Regions from separate parts of the Homo sapiens genome. Here region 2 is linked to region 1. Evidence: read pairs that join two places in POLR2A ChIA-PET (ENCODE). Cell type or tissue: OCI-LY7. All regions are shown on one strand. Each heading gives the region's core, and the rest is flanking DNA. Links, peaks and the distances in the headings are about the cores only.

Region 1 (5,397 bases), core at 233-5,232:
GAATCCAGGAGCTGGTTTTTTGAAATTATCAACAAAATTGATAGACCGCTAGCAAGACTAATAAAGAAGAAAAGAGAGAAGAATCAAATAGACACAATAAAAATGATAAAGGGGATATCACCACCGATCCCACAGAAATACAAACTACCATGAGAGAATACTATAAACATCTCTACGCTAATAAACTAGAAAATCTAGAAGAAATGGATAAATTCCTGGACACATACACCCTCTCAAGACTAAACCAGGAAGAAGTTGAATCTCTGAATAGACCAATAACAGGCTCTGAAATTGGGGCAATAATTAATAGCTTACCAACCAAAAAAAAGTCCAGGACCAGATGGATTCACAGCCGAATTCTACCAGAGGTACAAGGAGGAGCTGGTATCATTCCTTCTGAAACTATTCCAATCAACAGAAAAAGAGGGAATCCTCACTAACTCATTTTATGAGGCCAACATCATCCTGATACCAAAGCCTGGCAGAGACACAACAACAAAAAGGAGAATTTTAGACCATTTTTTCTTAATGTAGGTCTTATCACTATAAACTTCCTTCTTAGAACTGCTTTGCAACATATCTTAAATTTTGGTATGTTGTCTTTCCAATTTTGTCTAAAGATACTTTTTGATTTGCCTTTTGATTTCTTTGACCTATTGATTATTCAGAAGTGTTATTTAATTTCTACATATTTGTGAATTTTTCAAGATTCCTTGTATTATTATTTCTAATTTTATGCCATTGTGCTCAGAAAAGTCACTTGGTATGATTTGAATCTTTTAAAATTTGTTAAGACTTGTTTTATGGCCCAATATATAATCTATCCTGGATAATGTTCCATATGTGCTTGAGAAGAATGTGTATTCTGCTGATGTTGAGTGAAACGTTTTACATATGTCAGTTAGATCTGTTTGGTCTACAGTGTTATTCAAGTTGCTGTCTTCTAATTGATTTTCGGTTTAGGCAAACTACCCACTGTTGAAAGGGGGATATTGAAGTTTCCTGCTATTATTACATTGCTGCCTATTTGTCCCTCCATTTCTGTTAACATTTGCCTTAAAACATTAAGTATTTCACTGTTGGATGAAATACATATTTAAAGTATTTAGGCCCTGAGTTACAGGGACTTTAGGTGGGAATCACAGTAGGTGTGACTCCTGGGTCCCTTGGTGGATGGTCCCTGCTACCAAGCAGGACCAAGGCCAAGTGGAGATATATATATATATACACTTAAACTTTTATGTTATCTTGATGAATTGATCCTTTATTATATAGTGACCTTATTTGTCTCTTATGACAGACTTTGTCTGAAAGTCTATTTTTTCTAATAAAAGTATAGCCAACCCTTGTTTTGTTTACTGTTTTTATGGAATATATTTTTCATCCCTTCCCTTTCAGCCTACGTGACCCTAGGGCTAAAGTGAGTCTCTTGTAGGCAACATATTTTTGGACTTCTTTTTCAATTTATTCATCTACTCTCTCTTTTGATTGGAGAATTTAATCCATTTACATGTGAAGTAATTATTAATAGTTAAGGACTTAACTATTGCAATTTTTTCATTCTTTTTGATTGTTTTGTAATATGTTTGGTCCTTCCTCTCATCTTCCTTTGTGATTTGTTGATTTTTATAGTGGTATGCTTTAATTTCTTTTTCTTTATTTTTTGTAGATCTGCCAGAGGTTTTTTTCTTTGTGTTACCATAGGGCTTATACAACACATCTTACAGTTATTACGTTTTATTCATGAATCTGCATGTTTATTCCTTCTCAAGACTTGAGAACTTTTCAGTCAGTATTTCTTTAAACTTTCTGCTATTTCCTTTTCTTTTCCTCTTCTGGTGCTTTCATAATTCATATATATGAAGTCCTGATGGTATTCCATAGGTTTCTTATGCTTTCTTCTCTCTTTTTAATTTCTTTTTCTTTCTCTGACTGGCTAATTTCAAATGGTGGCCTGTCTTTAAGTTTGCTATTTTTTTCTTCTTCATGATCAAATTTTCTATTAAAGCTCTCTATTGAATATTTAGATTTGTCCTTGTATTCTTTAGCTCTAGAATTTCTATTTGTTCTTTTTTATGGTTTAAGCAGTTTATATTTCTTAAGCTTCTCATTTTGTTTATACATTCCTTTACTAATGTAATTTAGTTGTCTGTGTATTCTTAAATCTCACTGAGCTTCCTTAAGGATGATCATTTTTAATTCTTTTTCAAGCAATTTATGAGTCTCCCTTTATTTGGAGTTCTGATGCTAGAATTTTATTAATTCCTTTGGCTTGTTTGCCTGATTCTTTGCTACTCATGCAGTCTTGCATTTGTGTATGTTTACATGGAGTAAAACATTTCTTTGTAGTATTTATGACTGATTTTGGCAGGTAAAAGCCTTCTCCTGGTGGGTCCCCAGGCTGATAGGATTGCCTCTGGGATCACAGTTGAGTGGGGGTGGGATCCAGGCCAAGTGGCTGCTGCTGAGTCTGCAGCGGGGTCTGTGGTTGGTGCTTGTCACCAGGGGTTGAAGTAGATATGGGTCCTATGTGGTTCCTTGGTGGACTAGACTGTCACCCAGGTCTGCAGGCCTGTCTCTTGGGGCACAGATGGGCATGTCTCCTTCTGGGCCTGTAAGTGGACAGGACTGCTCTCAGACCACAGCTAAGAGGGGATATAGCTGAGTTTTAGGGCCATTTCAGTTGGGCCTGAGTTACAGGGCCTTTAGGTGGGAATCACAGTAGGTGTGACTGGGTCTCTGAAACTATGGTTGGTGAGCCTGCCACTTGGGAGGGAGTGGGTATCCCTTCTCATGGCTGTGGATTATTGGTGCTGTGGAGATATATAAACAGGGGACCTCTTATTCTGTCATCTGGTTGATATCACCCTTTTCTAATTTGTTAATATAGTTGTTTACATTTGTTGATTCCTGAATATAAAACCACCCTTGAATTCCTGTAATAAACTCTACTTAATCATGAGGTATTATCCCTTTTTTGTAATGCAAGGTTTGTTGTGCCAGATTTTTGTTAAGGAATTCGTGTCTGTGTTCATAAACGTATTGGTCTATAGTATTCTCTATAGTTTTTACATGTATGTGTGTGTTATAATCCTGGTAAACATGAATTTGTATTAATATCTCTGACTTCAATCAAGTGCCAAAAGATTTATTATAGCTTTCTGCTCTTGATTATCTGTAACTTCCCTCTTCATCAGTAAGAAACCACCCACCACTTTTCATATGTATTTCTTTAAAAGTTCATTTTTGTCTTTAATGTTATAGTTTAGAGTCAAACATAATTTTCCAAGGGTAATTAAGTCAGTTTCTCCCCACCTCCCGTTTAGGGTGACTAAGTATTTTTAAATACTTGTGATAGAATTATCTTCATTCAGTTCTGGAGTATCTCAATATTTTGGTTAATTGTTTTAAAATTTATGTTTCTACGTTTACATATGTTAAATTTAACCATTTGAGGGGTGTAATTCTATGGCATTTAAATTTTTTAAATTTTTATTCATATTAACTTTTCAGAGAGAGGGTCTTTCTTGCTATGTTGCCCAAGCTGGACTTGAATTCCTGGGTTCAAGCAATAACACCTGCCTCAGCCTCCTGAGTAACTTGGAGTACAGGCATACACCATTATGCCTGGCAAGTTCTATGGGTTTTGACAAATCTGCAGAGCCTTGAATCCACAACTCAGTGCTATATAGAACAGTTTCCCTGTGTGTCTTTTTCATGTTCAATCCCCCACCCCATTCAATCAACCACTAGCAACTACTGATTTGTTTTCTATCTTGATTGCATTGCCTTTTTCAGAAGATCATATTAATGTAATCATATAGTAGGTAGCTTTTTTCTGTCTGGCTTCTTTTACTTAGCAAAATGCATTTAACATTTATCCATGTTGTATGAAACAATAGCTCATTCCTTCTTATTGTTGAGTATTATTGCATTATTTGTTTCTCCATTCTTTTGTCAGAGGACATCTTGGTCACTTCTAGTTTTAGTGATTATGAATAAAACTGCTATAAAAGTTTTTATATGTGAACATAAGTTTTCAAGTTACCTGGAGGAATACTTACAAGTATAATTGCTGGGCCATATGGCAAGTCCATATTTAACAACAACAAAATAAAAAAAACACAAAAATGGCCAAACTGCCACCCAAAGTGCATGAATCACTTTGAATTCCTGTAAGCGATAAATGTTCTATATCCTTGTCTGCATTTGGTATTGTCTGTTATTTAGATTTTAGTTATTTTAATGGATGTTTAGTGGCATCTCATTATCGTGTTTGTGTTTTTGTTTTTGAGACAGAGTCTCCCTCTGTTGCCCAGGCTGGAGGGCAGTGGCGCAATCTCTGCTTACTGCAACCTCTATCTCCTGGCTTCAAGCAACTGCCCTGTCTCAGCCTCCCAAGTAGCTGGGGTTACAGGCATGCACCACCACGCCATGCTAATTTTTGTATTTTTAGCAGAGACAGGGTTTCATCATGTTGGCCAGGCTGGTCTCAAAGTCCTGACCTCAGGTGATCCGCTTGCCTCGGCCTCCTGAAGAGCTAGAATTACAGGTGTGAGCCACTGCGCCTGGCCTCCAATTATTATTTTAATTTGCATTTCCCCAATTACAAATGGCATTGAATATCACTCCATGTATTTTCCATCTATGTTTTTGAAGTTCTGTTTAGATATTTTGTCAATGTTTTATTGGGTTATTTTCTTCTGATTGAATTTTAAGAATTTTTACATATTCTAGATCAAGTTCTTTATCAGATACATGATTTGAAAATATTTTCTCCCAGTCTGTGGTTTGTCTTTTTTTAATTTTTTTATTTTTATTTAAGTTCTGGGATACATGTGCAGAACATGCACATTTGTTACATAAGTATACGTGTGCCGTGGTGGTTTGCTGCACCTATCAACCCATCACCCAGGTTTTAAGCCCCGCATGCATAAGCTATTTGTCCTGATGCTCTCCCTCCCCTCGCCCCTACACCAACAGGCCCCAGTGTGTGTTGTTCCCCTCTCTGTGTCCATGTGTTCTCATTGTTCAACTCCCACTTATGAGTGAGAACATGCGGTATTTGGTTTTCTGTTCCTCTGTTAGTTTGTTGAAGATGATGGCTTCCAGCTTCATCCATGTCTCTGCAATGGACATGATCTCATTTATTTTTGTGGCTGCATAGTATTCAATGGTGTATATGTATGTGGTTTGTTTTTTAATTCTCTTAGCAATATCTTTCATAGATTGATTTTTAAATTTCTATTGATATCTACTTTATTTTCTTTCATGGATGTTGCTGTTGGTGCTGTCTCTAAAAACTGATTGCAAAAGTCATGAAGATTTTCTCCTATTAATTCTTACATATTTTATAGTTTTATGTTTTACATTTTGGTCTATGATTCAAGTTTTGTA
Region 2 (5,397 bases), core at 111-5,110, 69 kb before region 1:
TTCAATCAGTCTACTTGGGATACGGTGAGGGAACTTCCATCGTATTCACATTTTAAAAAAATTATACTTTAAGTTCTGTGATACATGTACAAAACCTGCAGGTTTGTTACATAGGTACACACGAGCCATGGTGGTTTTCTGCACCCGTCAACTCGTCATCTATATTAGGTATTTCCCCTAATGCTATCGTCCCCAGCCCCTCACCCCACAACAGGCCCCAGTGAGTGGTGTTCCCCTCCCTCTGTCCATGTGTTCTCATTGTTCAATTCCCACTTATGAGTGACAACATGAAGTGTTTGGTTTTCTGTCGCTGTGTTAGTTTGCTGAGAGTGATGCTTTCTAGCTTCATCCATGTCCCTGCAAAGACATGAACTCATCCTTTTTTATGACTGCGTAGTATTCCATGGTGTACTCATCCTTTTCTGTGGCTGCATAGTATTCCATGGTGTATATGTGCCACATTTTCTTTATCCAGTCTATCATTGATGGGCATTTGGGTTGGTTCCAAGTCTTTGCTATTGTGAAAAGTGCTGCAGTAAACATACATGTGCATGTGTCTTTACAGTAGAGTGATTTATAATTCTTTAGGTATACACTCAGTAATGGGATTGCTGTGTCAAATGGTATTTCTGGTTCTAGATCCTGGAGGTATCGCCACACTGTCTTCCACAATGATTGAACTAATTTACACTCCCACCAACAGTGTAAAAGCTTTCCTATTTCTCCACATCCTCTCCAGCATCTGTTGTTTCCTGACTTTTTAATGATTGCCATTCTAACTGGCATGAGATGGTATCTCATTGTGGTTTTGATTTGCATTTCTCCAATGTCCAGTGATGATGAGTTTTTCGTATGTTTCTTGGCTGCATACATGTCTTCTTTTGAGAAGTGTCCATTCATAACCTTTGCCCACTTTTTGATGGGGTTTTTTTTTTCTTGTAAATTTGTTTAAGTTCTTTGTAGATTCTGAATATTAGCCTTTTGTCAGATGGATAGGAAGAATCAATATCGTGAAAATGGCCATACTGTCCAAAGTAATTTATAGATTCAATGCTATCCCCATCAAGCTACGACTGACTTTCTTCACAGAATTAGAAAAAACTACTTTAAATTTCATATGAAACAAAAATGAGCCCATATAGCCAAGACAATTCTAAGCAAAAACAAACAAACAAAAAAACAAAGCTGGAGGCCTCATGGTACCTGACTTCAAACTATTCTACAAGGCTACAGTAACCAAAACAGCATGTTACTGGTACCAAAACAGATATATAGACCAGTGGAACAGAACAGAGGCCTCAGAATAATGCCACACATCTACAACCATCTGATCTTTGACAAATCTGACAAAAGCAAGCAATGGGGAAAGGATTCCCTATTTAATAAATGGTATTGTGAAAACTGGCTAGCTATAAGCAGAAAACTGAAACTGGATCCCTTCCTTACACCTTATACAAAAATTAACTCAGATGGATTAAAGACTTAAATTGTAAGACCTAAAATGATAAAAACCCTGGAAGAAAACCTAGGCAATACCATTCAGGACATAGGCATGGGCAAAGACTTCATGACTAAAACATCAAAAGCAATGGTGACAAAAGCCAAAATTGACAAATTGGATCTAATTAAACTAAAGAGCTTCTGTAGAGCAAAAGAAACTATTATCAGAGTGAACAGGCAACCTATAGAATGGAAGCAAATTTTTGCAATCAAAGTTTTAATTATCTTATGTTTAAACAATGGAAGAAGATATGTTACCAATTCACAATGTAATATTCTCATCATAAAACACAACATATCTAGTTACATTAAACTATCTGTGATTTGATACTTTTTTGGGAGGAAGGTATTTAAATTTATGTCTCATTCCCCAAATAGAACCAGTTTGATTCACAGTAAGAAATATAAGGTAATATTAAAACACCTTTTGGAATCAGAAAGAACGGAGTTCCAATTCTTTTTTTGCCATTTTGTGTTCATGGGATTACTATTAACTACTTAACCTTTCTTAAACATCAGTTTCCTTATCTGTCAAATGGACACAGCAAGAAAAGCTCTTAAATTGTTATGAGGCTCAATATACTGCTGTCTCTGTGAGATGTTTAGTAAACTTTCTATGTGAGATATTTAGTGTGTTTGTTTCTATAACAATTAAACTCAACTCCTCTTTGGACAGCTATTTGGTTAAGTCCTAAATTATCTTCTTTAATGATACCTATATGATAAGAGTTATAAACTTTCTGTCTTAAGTGACCAAATTATATGTAAAACAAAACTTTGAAAAAGTTCAAAATGATATGGTATTGGAGACTTAGATGTATCTCACAGACTAATTTGGATTCATGAAGTTTCGCTTCCTCTTTCACTCCACTTGCAACCAAGAGATGATAACCGAAGAGAGATATAAAAAATGTTTACAGTTTAGTTTATCCTCTCATGTCCTTCATTAACGTACTGTGGGTGTTGTTCTTTTAAAAGGCCAAGGTTCATGGTTCTGTTTTTTAATTGCAATTCAGTCTTTCCTCCTTCTTCCAGGAGCATCGGCTTTATCATTGCTTGTGAGATTTACAGCGCTTCTTTCCATCGTCAGCTTGCTAATAGGCAGTTGTTGAACTCCCCAGAGTCTAAACTAGGAAATATGAGCAGTATGTAATTGCTACAGCTGGAATCGCATTCCACTTCAGAAGCTTCTTAACAGCATTCTCAGATGTGTGAATATCCATTAGTGACCCAAGGGGATTACTCCCTGGCACCAAGTATACCTTTATGAGGGGTCTGGATGATGAGACTTTCCCCTCCCATCAGCAGAAAGTGAGGCGAGGCGAGGGGCTTGGATGTTGGTGAATACAAAAAGATAAATAAAATAAATAAACGTGTGGCAACACAGAATGCTTTTTAAAAAGAATTCAAAAGGAAAATTATAAATTTTGGCCATGGGGTACGTAAGTTGAATATTTATGTTGAGTAAATAGCTAACAAATTTATCAAAACATTCAAGGGCACTAAGGCTAAAGTAACATGACTTGATCTTCCTGTGTCTGTTTATGTGGATGGTAATTGACAGTAAGCAACACTGAACTTTCACTTCCTGTTCACTGCATCTAGGACAGACAATACTGGGAGGATGACTCAGTTGCTCCTGCAGCAACTGCCCTTTGAGGAAAAAGCTTCCTGATTTCACCATGTCTCTTTTAAAATACTTCTACTCTTCCTGCCCACCCCAACAGTTCTGCAGCTTCTCTTTTTGCAACAGTATCTCTAACCACTGTCCTCTAGATGTTATAGCAATCAGAAAGCCTCCCTTTCAGTTTTAAGAGTAAGGGGAAAATGTCTGTGAGTAGACGTACTCATTTTATAGAAGAGGTTCATGAATTTTCTTGCATAAGCCATGCCTGCGTTATTACATTTGCACAATCAGAGGGAAAGACTACTGCATGTTCAAGTAGTAGGTACAGTGAGAGGATCTGCAAAGAGATTAAAAGAGATCTGCTAGGGATTAAATTCTTATTAAATCCATGATATCAGCTAAGTGAGGAAGAAAGTTCATAGTAGAATCTTGGAAGTATCTGGCTACATTTTATATCCTTCACAATTCCTAGTACAAACTTTTGCTTCTCGTAACAATACATAATATGTAATATTTATGTAACAAATATAAGATGTAATAATATATAATTTAAAACTATTATATGTTTTGAATGAATATATGAATGAATGATTTAAGAATTATTTAATTAGAATTAGACATTTCCCAGGCCAACAGTAATGGTTTGTATGGTTCATGAACAGACGGGTATTCAGATTTCATCCATTAGAGAGCGTGTTTCACAATTCTAGCTCCACATTAGCATCACCTAGGGAGCTTTTAAAAAAATGTTGCCTGAGCCTCACCTTGAGAAATGCTGATTTAACTGTTCTGTGATGGGCCTAGCTTTGGGTGTTTATTAAAAGCTCCCCAAATAATTCTAATATGCGGCCAGCATTAAGCATCATTATGGTACCATCCCGTAGGTAGACTCTTAGAATGACTTGTGCACTGTGGGAAATGAAAATCTTTTGCTGATCTATTAGGGGGAGGAAAATATGAGAGAGAGAGAGAGAGAGAGAGAGAGAGAGAGAGAAGAAATACATATATTCCAATTATTCCACATTTTAACACATTTATTCAATAATTGGTAATATGTATTGAGTTCTTACTGAGTGTCACACACTCTAAGTATTGATGCTATAAATATTGAACATAAGCAGATATTGTGGAGCTTATAGTCTAATGAGAAGAAATAGACATGAATTAAATAAAACAGAAATGCCTATAAAATTGTAATTCTGACAAAGCCATCAAACAAAAATACATCATAGGGAAGGAGTTTTTCTATATTCCTTGAGAGGCATGGGTTTCCCAGTGAAGTGATATTTGAATTGAGAATCTAATTACTAGCAAAGATGAGAGAGTAAAGCGCTGTAAGACAGAGGACACTGCATGTGCAAGGGCCCTGAGCCTTCAGGGACTATTCGTTGTAAGAAAGTCAGTAAGGTTGTCACATAGAGATCAAGGGGAGGGTTAGTCTGATACATGCCTGAATACATGGATAAGAGACGTTTCATGCTTGTTGGCCATGTAATGTTAGTTGGTGGAACACATTAAGTCTCTTAATTATTATCCTAAAAGCAGAAGAAGTCAATAACAGATTTTAAGAAGAGGTGAGGTATTATCAAACTTGAATTTATAATAACAATCTATTGAAGAGATTGTATTGGGAGGAGACAAGAATGGACAAGGGAGGCTAATTTGCAAACTATCCAAGTAAGAGAAGATAGAAGCTTGGCTTATGGAGCTAGCAGATCAAATGGAGAGAGGTGGAAGAATTTTAAAGGGTGTTTTAAATATGCAATGTAATGGAGACGCAAAACTTAAAGAAGAGGACAACATTTAAGGAGAAGATGAGAAATATTTTTGTACATAGTAAGTTAGAGTTACTTTTTATTATCCAAATGGAAACATCAAGCAAGCTGTAGGTTTTATGGGTTTGGGGCTCAGTACAGAATTTTTAATTAGGAAATACAATTTTCGGAGTCATTTTCAAATAAAGCAGGTTAATGAATGCCATTGGATGAAGTTTTCTTTCAAGAAAGTACAGAGTTTGAAGAGAAGAGAACCTAGGTCCTGATCTTTAAAAAATATCCAGCATTTTGACCAGAAGGAAACCAGGAAAGCATGGTCTATCTTTACTTCATACTCTCCCCCTTTTATTTCCTCACATTTGTGCATTATGTTATAGAAGTTTCTATGCAGTTGGAATCAGTTGGAACCAAAACTTTGTCAATAATGTCTTTGCTCACAATCAACTGACTTCTCAAATTTTAGATTTGTATGAGTTTTTACAATAAAGATAAACT

What was found. ChIA-PET counts read pairs that join two places held together with the same protein. Peaks named below come from ENCODE experiments on the same cell type or tissue, not always from the same donor. Only the 100,000 strongest peaks of a DNase experiment are listed, where the experiment ranks them.
Region 2: POLR2A ChIA-PET joins it to region 1 with 10 read pairs; 2 of 35 experiments call an interaction of 5 or more read pairs at or near these places.

The regions. Positions count from the first base shown.
Region 1 is chr7:81,911,948-81,917,344 of GRCh38, forward strand. No RefSeq gene overlaps it. Among named protein-coding and RNA genes, the nearest start is that of CACNA2D1-AS1, 95 kb to the right of the region's middle. In OCI-LY7, for the core only: no CTCF peak of the experiment used is centred there; no DNase peak of the experiment used is centred there.
Region 2 is chr7:81,843,463-81,848,859 of GRCh38, forward strand. No RefSeq gene overlaps it. Among named protein-coding and RNA genes, the nearest start is that of HGF, 76 kb to the left of the region's middle. RefSeq lists an enhancer at 2,291-2,370. In OCI-LY7, for the core only: no CTCF peak of the experiment used is centred there; DNase peaks (open chromatin) are centred at 2,349, 2,619 and 3,119; H3K4me3 peaks cover 1,783 bases; H3K27ac peaks cover 2,664 bases.